Linked DNA regions of Mus musculus: regions 2 and 3 are each linked to region 1. A link is a loop called in an ENCODE intact Hi-C map of the cell type or tissue named here. Cell type or tissue: heart. All regions are shown on one strand. Region 1 holds the start of Hspa13 (heat shock protein 70 family, member 13). Region 2 overlaps Gm30507 (a long non-coding RNA gene). Region 3 has its middle 8.1 kb from the start of Gm30790.

What was found. Hi-C counts contacts between places; a loop is a spot of excess contacts. Peaks named below come from ENCODE experiments on the same cell type or tissue, not always from the same donor. Only the 100,000 strongest peaks of a DNase experiment are listed, where the experiment ranks them.
Region 2: a loop joins it to region 1, with 4 times the contacts of the local background. A loop is called at or near these places in 6 of 42 quality-filtered maps.
Region 3: a loop joins it to region 1, with 2.2 times the contacts of the local background. A loop is called at or near these places in 3 of 42 quality-filtered maps.

What each region holds. Positions count from the first base shown.
Region 1 is chr16:75,762,389-75,770,388 of GRCm38, reverse strand. It overlaps Hspa13 (heat shock protein 70 family, member 13), which reads left to right and starts at 3,571. Exons shown (of 5, transcript NM_030201.3): 1 at 3,571-3,654; 2 at 5,105-5,445. The coding sequence starts at 3,630. In heart, CTCF peaks have their summits at 3,356 and 3,555; a DNase peak (open chromatin) is centred at 3,478; H3K4me3 peaks cover 2,266 bases; H3K27ac peaks cover 1,923 bases.
Region 2 is chr16:76,198,955-76,206,954 of GRCm38, reverse strand. The region is part of intron 2 of Gm30507 (a long non-coding RNA gene); the gene reads left to right. Among named protein-coding and RNA genes, the nearest start is that of Gm30507, 47 kb to the left of the region's middle. In heart, CTCF peaks have their summits at 4,578 and 6,451 (motif pointing right); no DNase peak of the experiment used is centred here.
Region 3 is chr16:76,783,152-76,791,151 of GRCm38, reverse strand. No RefSeq gene overlaps it. Among named protein-coding and RNA genes, the nearest start is that of Gm30790, 8.1 kb to the right of the region's middle. In heart, a CTCF peak has its summit at 4,508; DNase peaks (open chromatin) are centred at 4,251 and 4,511.

The sequences.
Region 1 (8,000 bases):
GAGCTCATCATCTTCATGAATACATCAACACATTGCTAATTCTTGAAATCCTTCAAGTAGACAGCACTGAAATAGGCTTATACTGTCTGGAATGTTGCTGAAGATAAGTTTTAAGAAAAGGACAGCTAATTTTATTACATATATGTACATATATTTATATTAATTGAATGTTATTATTGTAGATTACTTTCATTGAAATGATCCCATTAACAATTACATTTCTCTTTTCTGTTACAATAAAAAATAACTCAAAAAGAATAAAACATTTTAACAAATGTAGTAGGGCCAGGTGGTTGTAGCAGTAAATATATTTTGAGTCTGAGTCGCTATTCCAAGAGCTTGGGGCCAGGAGGAAAAATAGCCAGACATACAACAAAAGTACCTACAGCTCTATGATTTAAAATAATAGTAACACCCGGGCATGGTGGCGCACACCTTTAATCCCAGCACAGGAGGCAGAGGCAGGCAGATTTCTGAGTTCGAGGCCAGCCTGGTCTACAAAGTCAGTTCCAGGACAGCCAGGGCTACACAGAGAAACCCTGTCTTGAAAAATAAAATAAAATAAAATAAAATAAAATAAGAGTAACATCATTGAAGAACTATAATCCAGGAAAACATGTACCAAATTTCTGACCTACAGAATTGTATACTAGGCCTCTATTAGTTTTAAGACAGTTTGTTAACATAGTAACAAACAATGAAAATAACCTGTGTTATTCCTTTCTGGAAGGAAGGAATGCTATATTCCTTTCTGGGGGTAAGGGTTTTCTTCTCTGAGATAATATTGTTTATGGTCCCATATTAAATGAAAACTGTGAAAGGAAAGGGTATATACTAACTACCATTTTATTGCTGTGATTAAAATCATTGACTGAAAGGGAGTATTTTAGCTACTTTCCTATTGCTGTAATAAAACACTGTAACTAAGGCGACTTATAAAAGAAAGTGTTTACTTTGGCTTACTGTTTCAGGGGTTTAGAATCCAAGATGGTCCAGTGCAGGGTAACAGAGGGCTTACAACTTTAACCTCAAACCACCATAGCAACTCAAAAAAAAAAAAAAAAAAGTTTACATTGGCTTACAGGTCCAGAAGGCTAGATATTCGTATTGGCAGGAGAGACATGACAAACAGGCCACCAGTGCAGGAAGCTAAAAGACCATACCAACTGCAATCAGGCTAAGAACTCTGAAAGCCTGCTTTCCAGCCATGGACTTCCTCCAAAAAGTCTCCACATCCTAAAACTTCCCTAACTTCCCCAACTTGCCACAACTAGGTACCAAGTGTCTAACTACATGAGCCAGTAGGAAACATTTCTCTTTCAAAGGACAACAGAAAGGTGGGCAGAGGGAATTACAGTGAGCAGTGTTTGTATCACTGATCCTCATGATACTGGCCCCATGGCTGGTGAATCTAATGCCTGTCTGCTCTTATACTGTTGGTTGGGCTATTTTTATGTGGACTGCTTACACCTGGTTACTTTGTATCTTTCCATCAATTTACAGCTTGACTCTCACATTTAAAAAAACAAAAACAAAAACAAAAACAAAACAAAAAAAAAAACAGCTCTAAAATACTGGAAGTTCTCTTCAAGGTAAAACTATATAGGTTTCTCCAGTCTTGCTCCTTCCCAGTGATCATATTATTTCTATGTCTCACAGCATGTTGAATTAAATTTCTGATTGCCTTCTCTCTATCCTTTATTGATGCCAATGGTTACCACTGTGCTAAGCACACAGTAACTGTTCGATAACATTTATTAAAATTATCATTACCCATCAAAATCATCAGTTGGATGTTTGAATTATGCTTTCTTCATTCTTCCTAAGAACTTTGGCGAATAGTAGTCATATATCCACATGCTTTTCATTTTTCACATGACAAAGTATTTAAAAACACTAAAGTGTATTATAATGGGTCTCTGTTAGCCATAATTCAGATATAAAATCATTATATATGTATGTGTGATAATATCTATCTGTAGATAGGTAGGTAGACAGATAGACATAGACCAACCTATCATAGATAAAGTACATAGATAGCTAGAAACTTAAAAGATACAAGATTTTACGCAAGTGGAAAGCCAGTAGAGGTTCTTTCCCACAACTAGTAGACCTGTCGCCAATTAGGACTATTGATTTGCACCTAGCCAGAGAAGCACATTTAAGTTTCTAGGACCTTAAGTGTTCATGAACTTTCCCAACAGTAAAGTCACGTCCAGGAGTCCTTAAGTCGTATCAAATATTAAACAGTGAGGGGAAAACATCATGTTTTATATACTAAAAACCACCTGTATCCTCCCCCTCAATAATTGTGGTTAATCTTTTCGTCTTGCTGGGATTCAGAATCATCATGGAAGTAAACTTCCGGGTATGTATATGAGGGCGTTTCTGACCTGATTAATTGAGGCGAAAAGACTTCGCCTAACTATGAGCACTGCTATTCCGACATCCAGCAGGTTCAAGGCTGAATTAGAGAGAGAGAGAGAGAGAGAGAGAGAGAGAGAGAGAGATGCCTTCGTTTCCTGTCTCTGCTTCCTGACTGGGTGCAATGGGGACAGCTGGTTAAAAGGTCTTGCCTCCGTGACTTCCTTGCTATGAGGAACTGTACCATTGAACTTTGAGCCAAAATAAATCTTGTCTTCTTCAAATTGCTTTGCTAACGTGTCTTATGGCGCCAGGGGAAAAGTGATCGGATAGTCAACACGTGAAAGGACGGACCTGTCCAGGAAGACAATTCTGGCCATTTATGACATAATTAAAACGAAAAGTAGAATGTATCTTTCCATATTAGTTGGTAATAGCATATGTGAATGTTAATATTAGATTTGAAAATATCTTGGATAAACCATGCGGTCCTGGACAAACTTCATTCCTGACGAGCCCGTGAAATAATTTACTGCCAACAGCATCGGGCTGGCATTGCATTTAATGACTGCAAGGATATTTGCAAAGCAACGAACAGGTACACCAGAGGTGGGGTCTCCGGTAGGACTGCCCCACTGTGGAATGCTAAGGGGACTTCGGAGGGCTTAGGAGAAGTCTATCTAGAATCTTGATTTCGACCAAAGACGCATAAACCTTAAAAAAGAGGCTGAACAACAAAACGAAACAAAAAACAAAAACAAACAAACAAAAAAACCGGAAGTTTGAATTCCCCGCCTGCCTGGCAACGCAACCCACCTCGGAATCTTAATTGGTTTTATCCTCTTTATGCCTTCCAAGCTCTGGACAGTCCAGAACTGCAGTTCCCACAATACAACGCGGTGAGGCGGGGCTACAGGGACTTTTTTTTTTTTTTTTTTTTTTTTTTTTTAACCGCGAGTAAGCTCGCAGCGTTTTGGGTTTGATGAATGACAAACTCTGGCCTTTCCCAGACGCTGCTCCCACAACAAAGCCTGGTTTGTTGGGCCTTCGTGCGTGGGGAGGCCGAGTCTTCCCTCACTGGCCTGAGTAAAATCCGCCCCGCGGCCTCATGGTAGATGGAGTCATTGCTGTGGTGGAAATCGTAGTTCCTCCGGCTAATTCGGAGCCGACGGACTACATTTCCCAGGAGGCTGCGCGACAGCCGGCGACTAGGGGGCGGTGCCTCCCATCGGTACAGTCATCCTTCTGCCTGTTCGGCGGGACTGATGGCCGGAGAGATGACGATCTTAGGTCAGTATCTCAGGGGTCCCTGCAACTATGGAAGTCGACGGGGAAGTTCGACGAGGTCTGGGTGGGCAAGGGTTGGTTGTCTCACTCTCTGAATCACAGGTCACGCAGCCGAAGGGAGCCTGAAAAGGGGGCTAAGGCTGTTTGGAGCTGGTGGGGGCGGGGCGTCTGGAGTCGGGGGTCTGACTTGCCGGAGGCCTCTTGGGGTCGTGCCACCAGCCACAGGTCTGAGAGACGAGGGCCTAGGAATGCTAACGACCTCGGTCTTGAATGGGTAGCCGAAATCGGTTCTCTGTGCGAGAACCCACTGTGAATAAGAAGGGGATCTCGAGATTGAAGACTCTTGGCTTCACTCGGGATGCGGAATTGGGAGGGATTCAAGTCCCTGTGCATTCTTAGATGGATTCTCTTTTGAACATACCGATTGGGAATCAACATTCCCTTGCCAAACGCTGAGATGCTTTTGAGATTTGTCTGTAGGTGGGAAGAGACAAGTGGATAGGTTCTTGGTCTGCTATGATGTGCCAGGCGTTGATTTGAAGGAGCTAGCAATTACCAACAGCACTACCGAGTGACATTATGGGTTTGAGTGGGGACAGGTGTATTACGCAGACTAGTGAAACCAAATCAGATATTAATTCTAAACTCAAAGTGATGTTCTTATTCGCTTTTGTGTACAATATGCCTGATGTTTCTATATGATCTTTTCCCTTAAATATTTGCTGAGCCTCTGCTCTTCATGGGCCGTACTATTCAATGGTGACTAGAACTTGCCTTCGGGAAGTTTACATATTGTTGCTATCAGGGTTAGCACTTGCATACTTCTTCCCTAATATCTATTTTGAAAAGTATATCCTTAATGAATGCTTATATATGCAAAATCTCTTCTGGACTCTATGAGGTAACAGTAGTGCCTAAGCAGTTTTCAGATCAACATATCCAACTTACGTATTTTATCCTTTTGAATGGGTAAAGACGATAACCAAACAGGTTAGACTTACATACCAAAGCTGTCTCTGTGGGAATTTCATAATGGCATTTCATTTTAGTAATAACAGGTAAAAACTGTTTATGAAGCTATCAATCTAAATAGCAATAATCCAAGAAAACTGGATTGTATTTAGCTTTAGTTTCACATTTGTGATATTTTCATTCAACAACAGCATAATGGTTATTTAAATATCTTTACATTTTATTCCTTTATTATCATGTAACGGATTATACAAAAATACATTTGTGAGGGCTTTTGGTTTTTGAGGGTTTTTTTTTTCTCCTTTGTTTTTAATTGTACCCCGATGGAATGTTAAAAACTTGATGTCCAAAAGAAGTAGCTAATAATCCTATAAAGTGAAATATTTTATGTTTTGTTTTAAAAGTGCTACTAAGAAGATGTTGCTATAGGTACAGTATATGGTGGTAGCTTCATAAAAACTTATCTTTTTACCTTTTGCAGGTTCAGCTGTTTTGACTCTCCTCTTGGCGGGCTACTTGGCACAACAGTATTTACCATTGCCTACGCCAAAAGTGATTGGCATTGACCTGGGTACCACCTACTGTTCGGTTGGTGTATTTTTTCCCGGGACAGGAAAAGTGAAGGTGATTCCAGATGAAAACGGGCATATCAGCATCCCCAGCATGGTGTCCTTCACGGACGGTGATGTGTATGTGGGCTATGAGAGCCTAGAGCTGGCTGATTCAAATCCTCAAAACACAATCTATGATGCCAAACGGTTCATCGGGAAGATCTTCACCCCGGAGGAGCTGGAGGCTGAAGTTGGCAGATACCCATTTAAGGTAGGAAACTAATCTACACTCTGCGTCCATTTGATTTAACGGTGCTGTTTGAATTATGTGTCAGGGAATTGTATTCTCTCAGTGAGAAATCCCACAGCAGCTGCAGGGTGGATCAGTTCAGTGACTTCCTGGTGCTACCAGGTCAGGATATGGGGCCTTGCTGTGCACTCATCCCGCCATCATCACAGTTCCAGTTAGTTCTCTCAAGACATTTTAGGAAGGATGCTGAAGCCCCGTGGACTGTGAATAGGTATTCTCTATGTGTGTACATTTTGTATGCGTACAACATTTGTACACTTGCTGTCGTGCTTTCTGGCTTATTTGAAGTGTGTCAGTATGTTACACACATGTAGTGCATGTACCTCACTAGCTTTAATGGCTGTGGAACTGCTATTTTATTACAGAGTTACTCTATCTCAGCACTACCTCTTATACTTTGCTAGTGTCACACTAATTTTTGAAGTTCAGTATATATATATACATATACATATATATGCGTATATGTGTGTGTATATATATGTGTGCATGTATGTGTATATATATGTATGTGTAGATATATGTATACACACACACACACACACACACACACACACATATATATATATATATCTTTGTGTCTGTTAGAAATTGCCTGCCTTATGGAATTTTGAGTTGGATATATATGTGTGGGTTTTTTTTTAATAGTTATTTTATTTATTTACATTCCAGACCTTACCCCCTTCCTGGTCCCCCCTCCCAACAGTTCCTCAACCCATTCCCTCTTCCCCTTGCTCACCCCACACCAGGCCTCCCCCTTCCCTGGGGCCTCAAGTCTCTGGAGGATTAGGTGCATCTTCTCCCACTGAGGCGAGACCAGGCAGTCTTCTGCTATGTATGTGCCAGGGCCCTCAGTCCAGCCCAGTATGGTCTTGGTTGGTAGCTCAGTCTCTGGGAGCTCCCAGGGATCCGGGTCAGTTGAGACTGCTGGTCTTCCTATGGAGTCGCCCTCCCCTTCAGCTTCTTCAACCCTTCCTCTGATTCCTCCATAGGGGTCTCCTACTTCAGTTGAATGGTTGGGTGTTCGTTGGGTGTAGGTATCTGTGTCTGTCTCAGTCAACTGCTGGTAGAGCCTCTCAGAGGACAGCCATGGTAGGCTCCTGTCTGTAAACACATCATAGAATCAGTAATAGTGTTAGACCTTGGTGCACTCCATGAGATAGATCCCAAGTTGGGCTGCTCACTGGACAGCCTTTCCTTCAGTTTCTTCTCCATTTTTGTCCCTGCAGTTCTTTTAGATAGGAACAATTCTGGGTGAGAAATTTTGACTGTGGGTTAGTAATCCTGTCCCTCCACTTGAGGCCCTTCTTTCTTCTGGAGGTGGACTCTTCGAATTTCCTCTCCCCACTGTTGAGCATTTTGGATAAGGTCACCCCCATTAAGTCCTGAGAGTCTCTCACCTCCCAGGTCTCTGGGACTTTCTAGAGGGCCCCCCCAACTCCCAGATGCTTCATATTTCCATTCATTGTCTTGGCCCTTAGGACTTCTCTTCTGCCCCCCGCCCCCCATACCAGGTCCTGTTCTCCTTTTCCCATCCTCTTCCCTCTCCCACTCAGGTCCCTCCTTCCCTCTGCCTCCTGTGACTATTTTGTTGCCCCTTCTAAGTGGGATTGAAGCATCCTCGGTTGGGCCTTCCTGCTTGTTGAACTTCTTACGCTCTGTGGGTTGTCTCCTAGGTATTCTGTACTTTATGACTAATATCCACTTATCAGTGATTACATAACATGCATGCCCTATTGGGTCTGGCTTACTTCGCTCTTTTCTAGTTGCATCCATTTGCCTGCAAAATTCATGATGTCCTCATTTTTAATAGTTGAATAGTATTCCATTGTGAACATGAACCACATTTTCTGTATCCATTCTGGTTTGTTTCCAGCTTCTCGCTACTGTTAATAACACTGCTAATGAACATAGCGGACCACGTGTCCTTGTGGTATGGTGAGCAGATACCCTGGAATGGCATAGCTGGGTCTCCAGGTAGAACTATTTCCAATTTTCTGAGGAACTGCCAGGTTGATTTCCAGAGTGGTTGGTTGTACCAGCTTGCAATCCAGCATCTCCTGTCACCTGAGTTTTTGATCTTTGCCATTCTGATTGGTGTGAGGTGGAATCTCAACATTTTGATTTACTTATTTAGGAATTTTACTTATATTCCCAGATTGTAGATCAGAAGGTCTGCATGCTCTTAACCTTTGCTTTTGGAGTGTCCGCATCTTCAGCAGGCAGTGTGACTTTCTTTACTTACTGAGGTAGGCCATGCTCTGTAGCAGTCACTGAACAGCCTCTTGAGCGGGTCAGCCTTCGCACCCAGGTCCGTGTTCCACAATCCACAACTGAAAAAATGGCATTTTGTATTAATTGTCTTTCCTTTGCTTTACAGGAATTATATCTAGTGGTATTTTTTCTTTCTTCTAAAAATTCTATTGGTTGATTGATTGTTTAATTAATACAGGAACTAAATTTGTAGACTTGTCTGACCTACAACTCACAAAGACCTTATTGCCTCTGCATTTCTTCTT
Region 2 (8,000 bases), 440 kb before region 1:
TTTTCTCTTCCTTTCTCTTCTTTTCTCTTCCTTTCACTTCTCTTCTCTTCTCTTCTCTTCTCTTCTCTTCTCTTCTCTTCTCTTCTCTTCTCTTCTCTTCTCTTCTCTTCTCTTCTCTTCTCTTCTCTTCTCTCCTCTCCTCTCCTCTCCTCTCCTCTCCTCTCCTCTCCTCTCCTCTCCTCTCCTCTCCTCTCCTCTCCTCTCCTCTCCTCTCTTTTTCTTTCCTTTCCTCTCCCTTTCTCTTCCTTTCTTTTCCATTCTTTTCTGGCAAAAAATTTTAAATTTCACCTTTCTTTATAGCTGAATAAAACTCTACTGTTCACATGTACCCCATTCTAATTACTCATTTGTCCATTGATGGCATATGGATTGATTCTGTTTTCTAGTTATTGTGACTAGAAAAACAATGAACACATCCATGGAAGCATTGCTGTAGCAGGAGATGCAGTCCTCTGAGTATATATGAGAGTGGCATGGTACTTCTGTTTTCAGTTGTACATGAAATCTCCATATTTGTTTCCAGAATGACTTCCCCGACCAACTGTTTGTAAGGATGGCTTACCCTCCTATGGACAGAATATAAGTTTCTCTATATTTATTGTAATTTGCTACTTTAATGATAGCCATTATAACTAAGTAGGAAGAGAGATCAAAGTAGTTTTTAGCTTACATTTATCTGGTGGTTAAAAATGGCCAATACTTTAAAAAACTATTCCTAGACATTTGAGGTTCTTTTGAGAGCTTTCTGATTCTATGGCCTGCTTTTCAGCTTAGTTGTTCATGGTTTTAATGCTTAACTTTTTTTCCTTTAGTTGGCTGTATTTCAGACACTAATTCTCTGAATTAATATTTAGACACATGTACAGTTGGCAAAGTCTTCTCTGGAGGCTGCCTCTTCACTCACTGATTGTCACTTTCCTTTGTTATATAGAATGGTCATAGTTTCATGAGGTCTCCCCTCCATCAGTTGTTGGCTTTATTTACTGTACAACTAGAGTCCTGCCCAGGAAGTCCTTACTGAGTCTGTATGTCAAAGTATAATTCCTATGATTTCCTCTGGCAGTTTCAGAATTTCAGATCTTACACTGAGGTATTTAATCCATTTTATGTGTGTTTTGTGCAGAATAAGAGATAAAAATTTGATTTCATACTTCTGTACGTAATATTCAGTTTTCCAAGCACTGTTTGTTGAAGATGCTGCCTTTTCTCTATGCATGTTTTTTGGCATCTTCACCAACGTTTGGGTGGTTGTAGTTGTGTAGACTTCTATCTGTATCCAGTGGTCCATTTATCTGTATGTTTCTCCATGTGCCAGCACCATGCTGATTTTGATATTGAGGCTCTGAGGTACAACCTGAAGTCAGGTATGGTGACTTCTCTAGCAGTTTACTTCTTGTTTAGGTTTGGGTTGATGACCCAGGATTGTTTATGCTTCCACATACATAATATTGCTTTTCCACATTTTTTTGAGGAATGATGGTGGGATTTTGATTGGAATAGCATGGGACCTATAGATTGCTTTTAGTATGAAAGTCAGTTTCACAATATTTCTTCTTCCAACCCAAGAACACAGGAGGTCTTTCCATCTTCCAATGTCTATATCTCTGTCTGTCTGTCTGTCTTCCTTCCCTCCCTTCCCTCCCTCCCTCCCTCCCTCCCTCCCTCCCTTCCTCCCTCCCTCTCTTTCTTTCTTCCTCCCTCCCTTCCTTTCTTCCTCCCTCCCTCCCTCCCTCCCTCCCTCTCTCTTTCTTTGTTTCCTTCTTTCTGTCTCTCTCTCCCTTCCTTCCTTCCTTCCTTCCTTCCTTCCTTCCTTCCTTCCTTCCTTCCTTCCTTCCTTCCTTCTTTCCTTCCTTCCTCCCCCGTCCCCCTCCTCCTCCTCCCCTCCTCCCCCTCCTCCTCCTGCTTTTCCTCCTCTTCTTCTTTGTCTTGGTTTTTCAAGATAGGGTTTCTCAGTTAGTCCTGACTTTTCCTGGAATTCTCTCTATAGACCAAGCTGGCCTCATATTCAGAGATTTGCGTTCCTCTACCAAGTGCTGAGATTAAAGGTGTGTGACACCACAGCTTGACTCCAATGTCTTCTCTAATTCTTCAGTATCTTAAGGTTTTCATCGTAGGAATCTTTTGTCTCATTGAATAGCTTTATTCCAACATATTTTATTTTTCAATGCTAAATATTACTTTTTTTACTGGAGTAGGATTTAAATACATGAAATAATTTTGAGAGGTATCACATGTATATAGCGTCCTATACTAAGGCATTACATACATCTATTCATTTAGAACTTCAATTCCATTCTTTCAAAAAAAAATCCCCACCGTGTTCTAATTTTATATGGGTATTGTTTCTTAAACTTATTTTTGGTTCCATAAATGTTCAATGTTTCTATTATACATTACAGGTAGAATATTTTACTTTCAGCCAAAATGAAATGGATCCCATACTGGGGCTTACTGAGAAGCAACTGTGGCTTGTAGAAACCATCAGATATGTCACCACTCATGAAGAATAGAGGAAGAGGAAGGGAAAAGCATGGTGACTGCCTCAGCATTTTTAAGATCTCTTGTTCATCTTTATGTCAAGGGTCCACACGCATATATGTCTTTCTTCAAAAAATACTGGAAAACTAGAGGACATGGGAAGACTTACTGTAGAACTATTTTTGCTTTACTTTTGGGGAAATAAATGGAAGGATGTATATTAACTCAGAGTGGATATGCCCTTTGTGTATGATTGAGCTTGCTCTGCTATATAGTCATATAGTTCATTGGTTGATGTAGGCAAACTATGGTTATGAACTTGACAAGCCCTAACATATACATGGTCATAGAGTGTGAGGTTTTTTCGGTGTCTCAAGGAACCTCAGCATATTAGGAACTGGGAAGAATCTTGTTGAGACTGTAGTATGGTTGTTTGAAAAAAATACAGTGCAGGGCTTAGTGGTCTTAAGGTATGCAGTAGACTTCCATGGTGAACTACTCTAAGCCAGGCTTCTGAAAACTATAGTGCTCTATTGTCTCGAGGTTCTTTGGAGTTGTTGGAAGCTACAGGCCACCTCTACAATCTGTAGGGTAACTCTTTGTTGCCTTTCCTGATTCTCTTATGGTTCTCCAGAAATTTTTGGTTGCCTTGGTTTGGGAGTGCACAACAATCTGTCTGTACTGTCACATTGTGTCTCTAACATCAGAGACACATTTATGGATAAGAGTACCAGAAATATTGGCGGAAGGGTCAGCCTACTCTAGTATGACCTCATCCTATTACAAATTACATCTGCAATGACTCTACTTCCAAGTAAGGTCATATTTCTGGGGCCCCAGGAGTTGGATTTTAATGCAAATTTTTAAGGAAAGTAGCAATATCATTCAAAAATATTAAATATGTGATGTCCAAGCACTCACTGTGTTTTACATTGAAGAAATGATTAGTGGCTTTGGAGAGCACTGAGATCAAACTCAAAGCAAAGTTCACAGCAGTGGCTTAGTGAGTGTCAAGTGGATAAGGGTCCCTGTGAACAAGAGAAGTGCATAATCCGAAGTCAACAGAACGCTGAGGATTTGAGAGTCTTTGAGAATCCTAGCTGCTCATCAGTGTACAGTGAAGGAGTCTTAAGGCAGCAAGTACATTTTCTTAGTGAAGTAATATAGAATGAAATGCTCTAGTTCACTAAAGTTTATATTTATATGGTTACTAACATAATCATGTGTTTGGTTATGTGCTTCCTGTCAACACAAACTCTTAGACTATTACAGTCAGTTCAAAAACACTTATACTGACGTAAGCTTATTGGGTTATATGAGAGTACATGTATACTCACATGTTTTTCCATACTTTATAGTATTCCCCAAGAGTCAAAACATTGCTCAGTTATAAAACGTAGCCAATTTGTCATAACACAGTGGTCTAGAAAGAGAAGGGCATTCACAGTTTATAATCTGAAAAGACTGCTTTTCCCTCAGAGTCTAGAGAAATCACTGGTTCATTTTTCTATGAGGAAGTCAAAGTTTGTTCAACATTTGGAGTTTCTGACTCTCTGTTTCTCATGCACAGGACCCTGGGTTCAGTTCCCAGAACTAAAGAAACAAAATTGAATCCCCTTTGTTCAAACTTGGCAAGACAAAGTAATTAGCAGTGCTTCCAGGTTGTTTTGTTTCCTAGTGTATCGTATATTTAAATATACTTTATGTGTTGTGGATGTTTTTCAGTGAAAATGGAATGTTTTTATAGGCAATTAGTATTTTCAATTAACTAATTGATATTAAAACTGTGTATAGAAGGTTGTTTGCTTCAGGATAGTATTGGGTTTCAATAATAACTTTTGATTCAGGAAAATTCTATACAAATGTGTTCCTATTTCCTTTTCCTAATCTCTCTTGAGAAAGCAAACACGAGTGAATATGTACTTAGCATTTGTTGGTGGGACGGAAGGACTGCTTGGCTCAACTTTGAACCTGGAGCATTTTTCTTTCTAAATCAATGAGTCTTTCCTGCTGAAAGCTCTACTGGTAGAGAGAGAAGCATTAGAGCCCAGAAGCAGGGGAAACCATCCTTGACAGGTTCAATGTTGCCCCCCTCAGGAGTGTCTATGCAATGGAACGTTGCGATCACCGCCCAAGGGTTTGAAGTGCTGAGGTGCAGTCAAACCTTTGAACTTAGGTTGAAAGAGCAAGTGAACATAAACAACACAGAAATCACTCTTCTCCATCTGAACTGGAGGCCGAAGAAAATGCTCTCTATTTGTGTGTGCAGAGCCAGCCTTGCCCTGAGGGGAAAGATGATTCTTTTGATAGCCTGGGAAGTAGCATTTTCTGTAAGAGAAGTTCTTAGGTTATAGGAACTTTCTGGTGACTCACACTAGCTGGCTTCTTCGGTTGAGCTGGGCAGCCCATAATCTCTTCGGGTTCAGCTTTAGGAAATTGCCCCCTAATGGGCTTTAGGTGACAGGCAGTGTCTGGACGTAGGAAGGGGAATTATTGTAGTTGACCCAGAATGGACATGGGACTTTGGAACCTCCTGGATAACATAGTTGCTTACCTTCTTGTTATCAGCCTGAAAAACTTAATCAAGTGACACACTTTTAGTCCCCTGACTGTCTCATGACCAACGGGAAGATCTTAGGCAAAGCTCAATCCAGGAAGATTGTCATAAAGTTTTCGACTGGACTCTGCCTCAGGAAAAGTTTAGCGTGTCCTGGCTTGCGTTCATAATGCTGACTCTGAGAGCTTAAGGTTTTGCCTTTTTTTTTTTTTTTTTTTGTGCCCTTTGTGGTGTTAGGAAGCAATCACAGGAATGCACACATGGTAGGAGATGTTCCGTCATGCAGGTGTATCCCTAGCCTGAAGGAGTAATGTGTTCTGGAATACAGTAAGTAACGTTCTTAAGCTCACGTACAGAACACCATGTAGCAGATTCATTCCTGTTTTTACAAAGGCTGTGGAATGGAGGAACCATAGACTTGCTAAAGGTTAGTGATGTCAGGAATGAGGAAAGACTTGTTCACGTGGAAGAGAATCTCATCCAAAGCTATGGCAATACTAAAACATTACTGTGGCAGCTCTCTCTTGCACGTCCACGCTTGCCCAAGTTTGCTAGGCAGAAGACCCTGGAGTCCATTTCAGAGGAACGTTTTGTGTTCACAGTGACATGGCTGTCACTCTTACAAAGCATCTGCTTTCTGTGCCATTAATCACACTTCTTTTACAAATATAATTAAATAGAAGTGATGACAAATTGGAGTAATGCTTTTATCTTAATAGTAGGCTTTAAGTATTTGGCTGATGCTATGATGTCTTTGTTAGACACGAGAAAGAGGATTATAATATACAAAGTCATGAAATATTTGTTCTATGCAAAGAAAGGAATCCTCAATCATTTTTATTTACATTCCTGTACAACCTGGGTCAGTCTGCCCCAGGAAATTCTCTTTTCTAGAGAAGTCTGCACACTGACCTCGTAGAGTAAACTTAGAGCATGGAACAAAGTCAGCCAAGGCTTTTGTTTGTTATGCATAATTATTGCCAGTTTCCTAGACTAAGACAGGGAATCATTAGTCTAAATAATTTTGGACAAAACTGATTTATTACTTAATTTAAATTTTTTTCATGTTCTTTAGATAGTAAAAAAAAAAAAAAAACAACAACATTTCTCTTCACTTTAGGATAAAAATAACAAACCAATCCATTAGTTACATAATTTTAGATTCTACTTCACCAGAAACATGTATTTTTTTTTTTAAACAATTGATTTTATTTTATTTTTTTAAAAAGATCAAAGACAGTCAAGTCAGGGACATGTCTTTAGCAGTTTGCATTGGTATAGTCGATTTAATTAAATAAAAGAGAAAGTAGAAGAAATCCCAGTTAGTTATGGAAAGTTAAACTATGTTATAAATATGGCTAAAGTAAGGGAATTTGTATGCCTTATATTTTAAAGGCACTGATAGGGTGGAAATAGGAGTGGCCAGCAGGGGGCTTTTTAGACTTCATCCACCTTCCAGTGTAGGAAACTGAAATGACTTTTTTCCTAAGAAAGGAACTGAGTGGGGAAGCTGAGCCCCTGTGCTTGGACAACAGTCAAGTTCCCTTCTGCTAACTCCTGTCTTCCTTTTCCCTCTCCAATCTTATTTTCCAAGACCTGGTAGGTGTGGCCCACGTGCTGGACTGAGTTATCGCAGGTCTTCAGTCCTCACCTTACACTCCACCTCTGAGAGCTTCCTGGGGAGGAATGGAATGATTGCTCCCTAGTAGAGATAAACTGAAAGGGGGTTCAGAGCAAAACGAAAAGCACATTTTAGTTATACGGGTGATGTGATAGTTCTAGAGAAAATGGCTTCATCTTCCTCGTGGATTTGCAGGGAGCACTCTGGAGCCAGGACTGGAAGGAGTAAAGGAGCGCCGGACAAGGCAGTCTTATACGACATTCTTTTGTTTGTTTTTGTTTTTTGGTTTTGCAAGACAGGGTTTCTCTGTGTAGCCCTGGCTGTCCTGGAACTCACTTTGTAGACCAGGCTGGCCTCGAACTCAGAAATCCGCCTGCCTCTGCCTCCCAAATGCTGGGATTAAAGGTGTGCGCCACCACGCCCAGCCTTATACGACATTCTTATTTACTTATTTTATTCGTTTGTGTTACTCTTATTGCTTTGAGTCAGGGTAGCTCAGGTTTTGCTGTGTAGCCCAGGTTGGCCTTGAATCCATGATCCTCCTATCTCCATCTACTGAATACTAAGATATTAGGCACGAGTGACTATGTCTGCTTTTAATGAGCCATTTTAAAAGAATGTATTTTCTCAGCAATTTGGAAGTATGTGACGGGTGTCCACACTGGTGAAGCCATCTAGAAACAAATTCTCATTGATTCTGCTACACAGCACCAAACTATCTACATTCAAAAAAATTCACTTCCCATTTTTTTTCCTTCTCTATATCTATTTTCTAAACATAGGCACATTTTAAAAGTGAGGCAGAGCTATTCACAGAGAGTAAATAAAAGGTAAAGACATTTTGTGTTAACTGAGCGAAATCCCAAGAGAAGTGAAAGCTGACCTCATCTGATTTTTCAAATAAGAATTAAGTCTTGACAGAGACATCCAGCCATGTTTCTAAAATTAGCTTAGATGTTCCAAGTAATTCAAAAGTCAGGAATTCTCAGTTCAATGTTCAAGGTACAAAATCCTTTTAGAATTTTGTTTTAACTTGAAGAAAATGAAACTTTGATTGTTGAAATAAGGCAGACAGTTGAGAACAGCTGGCCTAGGGGTCACGCTTACCAAACTGTGCCACACGGCACTGGGACAGGGGTTACTAAGACCAGGGAATGAGCCTGTGGCTTCTTCATATGCTGACAGTGGAAGCCCAGATTGGGACGGATGGTACACAGGGCCTTGCTGTAAAGTACAATTCAGAATTCAAGTGATCTGAACTCATGTGCTGGGTTCCACACCCCCAGGGGGATGTTTTAGAAAGTGGGGCCTTTGTTAAGAGATGAGGAAACTAAGAAAGAGCCC
Region 3 (8,000 bases), 1.0 Mb before region 1:
ATTGAGAGTTCCTCTTGGAGGATTTTACCTTTGATGAGAATGAAGTGTCCCTCCTTGTCTTTTTTGATGACTTTGGGTTGGAAGTCAATCTTATCAGATATTAGGATGGCTACTCCTGCTTGTTTCTTCATACCATTTGCTTGGAAAATTGTTTTCCAGCCTTTCATTCTGAGGTAGTGTCTATCTTTTTCTCTGAGATGAGTTTCCTGTAAGCAGCAAAATGTTGGGTCTTGTTTGTGTAGCCAGTTTGTTAGTCTATGTCTTTTTATTGGCGAGTTGAGACCATTGATGTTAAGAGATATTAAGGAAAAGTAATTGTTGCTTCCTGTTATTTTAGTTGTTAAAGGTGGCATTCTGTTCTTGTGGCTGTCTTCTTTTAGGTTTGTTGAGGGATTACCTTCTTGTTTTTTCTAGGGCGTTGTTCCCGTTCTTGTATTGGTTTTTTTCTGTTATTATCCTTTGAAGGGCTGGATTCGTGGAGAGATAATGCGTGAATTTGGTTTTGTCGTGGAATACTTTGGTTTCTCCCTCTATGATAATTGAGAGTTTGGCTGGGTATAGTAGCCTGGGCTGCAGTTTGTGTTCTCTTAGTGTCTGTATAACATCTGTCCAGGCTCTTCTGGCTTTCATAGTCTCTGGTGAAAAATCTGGTGTAATTCTGATAGGCTTGCCTTTATATGTTACTTGACCTTTTTCCCTTACTGCTTTTAGTATTCTATCTTTATTTAGTGCATTTGATGTTCTGATTATTATGTGTCGGGAGGAATTTCTTTTCTGGTCCAGTCTATTTGGAGTTCTGTAGGCTTCTTGTATGTTCATATGCATCTCATTCTTTAGATTTGGGAAGTTTTCTTCAATAATTTTGTTGAAGATGTTTGCTGGACCTTTGAGTTGAAAATCTTCATTCTCATCCACTCCTATTATCCGTACGTTTGGTCTTCTTATTGTGTCCTGGATTTCCTGGATATTTTGAGTTAGGATCTTTTTGCATTTTCCATTTTCTTTGATTGTTGTGCCGATGTTCTCTATGGAATCTTCTGCACCTGAGATTCTCTCTTCCATCTCTTGTATTCTGTTGCTGATGCTCAAATCTATGGTTCCAGATTTCTTTCCTAGGGTTTCTATCTCTAGTGTTGCCTCGCTTTGAGTTTTCTTTATTGTGTCTACTTCCCTTTTTAGGTCTAGTATGGTTTTGTTCATTTCCATCACCTGTTTGTATGTTTTTTCCTCTTTTTCTGTAAGGACTTCTACCTGTTTGATTGTGTTTTCCTGTTTTTCTTTAAGGACTTGTAACTCTTTAGCAGTGTTCTCCTGTATTTCTTTAAGTGATTTATTAAAGTCCTTCTTAATGTCCTCTACCATCATCATGAGATATGCTTTTAAATCTAGGTCTAGGTTCTCAGGTGTGTTGGGGTTCCCTGGACTGGGCGAAGTGGGTGTGCTGGGTTCTGGTGATGGTGAGTGGTCTTGGTTCCTGTTAGTAAGATTCCTCCGTTTACCTTTCGCCATCTGGTAATCTCTGGAGTTAGTAGTTATAGTTGACTCTGTTTAGAGATTGTTCTTCTGGTGATTCTGTTACCGTCTATCAGCAGACCTGGGAGACAGATTCTCTCCTCTGAGTTTCAGTGCTCAGAGCACTCTCTGCTGGCAAGCTCTCTTACAGGGAAGGTGCGCAGATATCTTGTATTTGGACCTCCTCCTGGCCGAAGAAGAAGGCCCAAAACAGGACCTTTCTCAGACACTGTGTTGCTTTGGCAGTTCCCAGGTGGTACAGACTCTCACCTAAGCAGACTAAATTCCTAAGTTCCTTGGAGTCCCGGGACCAAGATGGCGACCGCTGCTGCTGTGGCTTAGGCCGCCTCCCCAGCCGGGTGGGCACCTGTCCTCCGGTCCGGAAGGTGGCCGGCTGTCCCCGGCCCACACAGGGTGCTGCCTCAGCCCCTCTGTGCTTCTGCCTGTTCCAGAAGCTGTCAGGTTCTCTGGCGCACCCTCTCACCTGTTCAGACTAATTTCCTAAGTTCGGCGGGTCCCGGACCAAGATGGCGACCGCTGCTGCTGTGGCTTAGGCCGCCTCCCCAGCCGGGCGGGCACCTGTCCTCCGGTCCGGACGGTCTTATTTTGAATGAATATTATCAGCTAAAGCTATAAGACAATCATAGTTTTGTTTTCATAGAGGTTTTGGTTGTTGAATAACCTAGCGGGGGCTTGTTAACAAGATAAGAAGTAGGGCTGGAGGGCTGGCTCATCAGTTAGGAATAATGGCTGCTTTTCCAGAGGACTTAGTTTCTTTCCCAGCACCTATATGGCAGCTGGCAGTCTTTGGTCCCAAGAAATCCAACTCTTTTGCACTCTAGGGACACCAGAGATATATGTGGCATACATAGGTACATGCAGGCAAAGTAGTCATATACATGGAATAATAGATGCAAACAATGTTTTAAGGACATTGAAATAAATCAAATGTATACTATTTTTCATCTAAGGAGCTCTTCTATTTGTTAAAGAGAAACGATTATTGTTCAGATTTTTTCTTTTGCACTTTCTTTTGGATTTGCCTTAGCAAGTCAGGCGCTTACATGGAGAATTGAATGCTGAACTTAAGCCTGATGAAAAGAACTCCAGTTAAAGGGAGGATATGCTTATAAACAAGAATGAGTTCTTGTTGATATCCAAATTGGCAAGTAGTCAAGTTCTAAAATGTTCAAAATATTGAAAAATGGGCAACCACAGTTTTGTAGTTTAGTAAGGCGACTAAAGCCTAAAGAAACAACTTTCTACTACCCAAGTTTGAGTGCCTTTTACGATAATAGATGTTATTAAACATAGACATATGCCTAATAGTTATTTTAAGTTCATAAGAATATTGAATATTTCTATATCCACAGAAGTATTGTTCTTTCTGTTTTCCATACAGAACTTAATAGCTGTAAGAATTCATAGGTGGCATTTAAAATTTAAAGTATAAAGGACTTTCTTTGCAATTGTATTTTACACACATTATACATACACATGAATTGCCCCATTCTGTCCTGTTACAAAAGGAATTCACTTTTTCCTTTTTTTTTTCTCCTTTCTGGGTGAAATGTGTGAAATGTGTAATTTCTTTTTCTGTTCTTGAACATGAAGACAGATAAATTGGAGACCTTGGTGTGCTCTAAATGTTTTCCTTGTCACTTGGTGAGGGAATGTAGACTGGCCATCTAAAACCATTACATATAAGCTAGGAATGTGTCCCATCCCCCATGCTTCGTGCCCCGGTGAAATAAAACATTTTTTATCATGATGTAAAGGCTTTAGTCTTATCCAAATAAATAAAAGATGTGAATTTTCATTCTTAATGTAATTTCTAATCGTCCTATTTTGGATAGTTAAGATGGATCAGTGAGTCAAGGTGAGGAGCACTCTGAACCCGGGGACAGCCTTTCTCTTGTCCAGTTGGAAGACCTGGGGACAGCCTTTCTCTTGTCCAGTTGGAAGGCCTGGGGACAGCCTTTCTCTTGTCCAGTTGGAAGACCCGGGGACAACCTTTCTCTTGTCCAGTTGGAAGACCTGGGGACAGCCTTTCTCTTCTCCAGTTGGAAGACCCGGGGACAACCTTTCTCTTGTCCAGTTGGAAGATGTACTACCAGCTTTTGGAGGTTGAGGCAAGAGATTTAATGAAACACGTAGTGAAGACGGTGTCTCCTAAATGAAAGCATTACCTAAACCTAAAGGTCAATGTTGATTTGGCTTAGAAACACAGGTCCACATGAAGCACTCATCAACGCAGTCACAAGAGAAAGTGACTGCTGAGACGATTGACTGATGCAAGTTCAGGTAAGAACATACTTCTCAAAATACATTTTCAGAGCATCAAATGTCAAAAACATACCCACCTTTCAATTGTCAAGATGCTGAAGTTAAATTCAACTCCTATAGAGCTGAGGAGTGGCCCCACTGACATCTGCCCATACTTGAAACCCATGAACTTGACCTTTTGTCTAGAGATACCTCTAGCAGAGATACCGTGTAGCAGAGATAAAGAAGTCAAGAGTCTTGGGAGGAAATCAACATGAATCATTCAAACTGCCCTTAAGTTCAATGGCAGAAATCGTACCGAGAAAATGAGAGAGGCCATGTGAAGCCAGAGGAAGAAATTGGAGTTATGAAATAACAATCCAAGGAACATGGAGAGCCACCAAGAGTTGAGCCCTGCAAGGAAAGATACCCCATGACTGTCTGTAGCTGGAACACATTGCTGCACACTGATTCACACATTGGCCTCAGAACCATGAAAGGATGGTGTTCCATTATCTGCAGACACCAGCTTGCAGTCTTTTGTCATAAGAGTCCTAGGAAACTAATGATCCACTGAAGTGGTCTGATTTAAAATATAAATATATGTGTATATAAGAAAAGAAGAAAGAAGTCCTCAGGGACTCAGTTCTGGAATAGCTGAAAAGAACAGAGTGGACCTGTCTGACTGTTTGTCTCTGCCAACAGAGGGAGCCAAAATGACCTCCAGGCCAAATCAGTCTCCTGGGGAGCCCTCTACTGGACATCGTGTTCAGCCAGCCTGAACTGGCTGAGAGGGATAAGCCTTTTATAGACAAGAACCCTAAAGCCAAAACCAGAACTGAAATACACTCAGAAGGTCAATGGCAGGAAGGTGATGCTTGCTAGGACATTTGCTCCAAGGCTGTCTTCTCACCCAGACGGGGAAGATCACGATAGGAAATAGAGCACACCAAGACACACATAATGCCACTATGTGAGAACTCCTGAAGTATTGCCCTCTCCTTTTGCTCATTGTTCAGAACCCCAGAAACCTGAATCTGCTTGCAAAGCCTGCTAAACCCAAGACTCACTGGCTCAGCAAATATCTATCAGGCTTACTGTTCCAGATTGTCCATCAAACCCCTACAAGGGTTACCTGACCTCAGGGTCTTATGAAAAGAACAAATGGATTTGTTGATAGTGATTGCCTCAAAGGTGGGTTGCCTCAAAGAGAGTTGTCGGCATTCTGTAGCATTAAGTGTAATTTCTTGAATGTGATAGATGATATATAAACAGTGTCGTTTGAATATGACTCTCTTGGAGTGAGAAGCTAATGGCTATCTTTAAGCAGTATATCAGAAGTAATGGTATTTTATAAAGTGTATTCTTTGCCCTAACAACTTGACTCTGGCATGCATACTTTCAAAATTCCTCACTTGAGTTGGAGAGCTGTTTCAGCAGGTAAGGGCAGAGGTCTTGCAGAGGACCTAGATTTAATTCATAACACTCCAAAAAGGGCTAACAAATATCTGTAACTCCAATTCAAGGGAATCTGATTACATTGGTGGGCACAGCATGCACATGGCACACAGATATAGATGCAAGTAAACTCTCATATCCATAAAACAAACAAACAAACAAACAAACAAACAAACCCTTCATTACTAATCAAGCCTTCTGTTTACATGCACTCATTCTAAATATAATTCTAAGTATGCCTAGTTTTCTTTTGTGTTTATGGTCAATTTGTTTTCTTCATCATTTCCTAAGAGTTCTGATTGAAGATAGGAGACACTCTGAATTACACACACTTCATTTAGTGGCATTAGGGTTATCATTTCTGGCTTTAAAGTAGTGTGGAAAAGGTGCTTTAAATTCCTTTTGTTAAGGATGAGTTATGCCACACTCAGGCAGTGAACTGCAAATGGACTCCTTTCACTGCTGCAGAACTTTGGGTACCATGTAACTTCTGACTCAAAAACACTGTGTTTTGAACAGAGACGTACTGGCCTTGCAAGAATATTTGTGATTCGAACAATACCATTACAGTTTAGTCTGTTCACTGCTAAGGAGTTTGTGTGGGATACAAAAATATTATTTAGTGGTTGAGGGTTACACAGGAACTCTCATATAGAAAAAAATTTTTACTAGTATTTTTGATATCTTCCTTGACATAAGAAATCTATTTCACAGAAGCTGGAAAGAACCCAGATGCCCCTCAACAGAGAAATGGATACAGAAAATGTGGTACATTTACACAATGGAGTACTACTCAGCCATTAAAAAGAATGAATTTATGAAATTCCTAGGCAAACGGATGGACCTGGAGGGCATCATCCTGAGTGAGGTAACCCAATCACAAAAGAACTCGCACAATATGTACTCACTGATAACTGGATATTAGCCCAGAAACTTAGAATACCCAAGATATAAGATACAATTTGCTAAACACATGAAACTCAAGAAGAACAAAGACCAAAGTGTGGACACTTTGCCCCTTCTTAGAATTGGGAACAAAACACCCATGGAAGGAGTTACAGAGACAAAGTTTGGAGCTGAGACGAAAGGATGGACCATCTAGAGACTGTCATATCCAGGGATCCATCCCATAATCAGCTTCCAAACGCTGACACCATTGCATACACTAGCAAGATTTTGCTGAAAGGACCCAGATATGGCTGTCTCTTGTGAGACTATGCCGGGGCCTGGCAAACACAGAAGTGCATGCTCACAGTCAGCTATTGGATGGATCACAGGGCCCCCAATGGAGGAGCTAGAGAACGTACCCAAGGAGCTGAAGGGATCTGCAATCCTATAGGTGGAACAACATTATGAACTAACCAATACCCCCACCCCGAGCTCGTGTCTCTAGCTGCATATGAATCAGAAGATGGCCTAGTCGGCCATCAGTGGAAAGAAAGGCCCATTGGTCGTGCAAACTTTATATGCCTCAATACAGGAGAATGCCTGGGCCAAGAAGTGGGAGTGGGTGGGTGGGGAGTGGGTGGGTGGGGAGTGGGTGGGTGGGGAGTGGGTGGGGGAGCATGTGGGGGACTTTTGCGATAGCATTGGAAATGTAAATGAAATAAATACCCAATTAAAAAATTTTTATTAAAACATAAAAAAAGAAATCTATTTCAAAATTTATACCTTGGAAAATCTCATCAGTGGAACTCCGTAAGCTATGATGATAACCCACCCAGCAAAACATAACCATAACTGCCATAGTGACATGGTTGAAATGGAGATCACCAATTATTTTCTGATTGTATTTAAGTCTCAGTCTACTGAAGGAAACACACACCTGGTAAATTCAGCCAAGAACCCATGGTTAGAGAGTTTACACACCATCGGGATAAAACTTCTGCTAACTGGATAGAGTGTCAAACTGCCATCTGAAGTTTTCTTTCTGTATTCATAAATTAGTGCAACTCTCAGATATCACCTGAGAAGTTTCTTTGTATAGTGGATAACAGTCAACTCAGAAGCTCACAACTGGTCAAAGTGTCTGTGGACTGTTCATCTACAAATGTGACATCGATCTCACTCTCAGGGACCATTGAGAAAGACAAGGTCAAAGATTGCAAGGGGCAGAAGACTCAGGGAATTGGAACAGAATAACAGAACCACTACACTCATGAACACATAAGAGCTATGGTTGTCCGTACAAGCCCTGCACAAAATCAATCCAGGTAGGAATTGGGAAAGGTACGATGATCCCTTACTTACAGATGACTCATTATTAAGAGTTGAAGGTGTCTGGAGTAGTTACAGTCAGGTTTATTTAGGGGTGTGGCCCTTGGTAGATTAAACATGCTTCATTGGATGGTCCCACACCACACTCATGAGTATATTGGTCAAATAAATCCCACTCAGTGAGAAAAAGAGAAGAGAACACAATGACACTGGAAGGGAAATTGAAGTAAGAGAAGATAGAGGGGAGGAATCATGGTGAATACGATGAAAATATAGTATATGTATGTAAGACATTCTCAAAGGATTAATGAAATATATTTAATTGAAAAATTAAAACCTTATTCCAATCTTCTGTGAAGTTATTTGCTCCAGAGTTTTTCTATGCCTTAGAGCCAAACACCTTAGGTTTGTTGTTCGTAGGGCGCTTTGCATTATTTGCAAAAACCGTGCCCATGTATTTAAATTATCCAGGAATTAACACTTATCTGCTACCTCTCCACTTCTTTTCCTGCTGTTTGCATTGAACTGAGTCCACTTCACTCTATTTA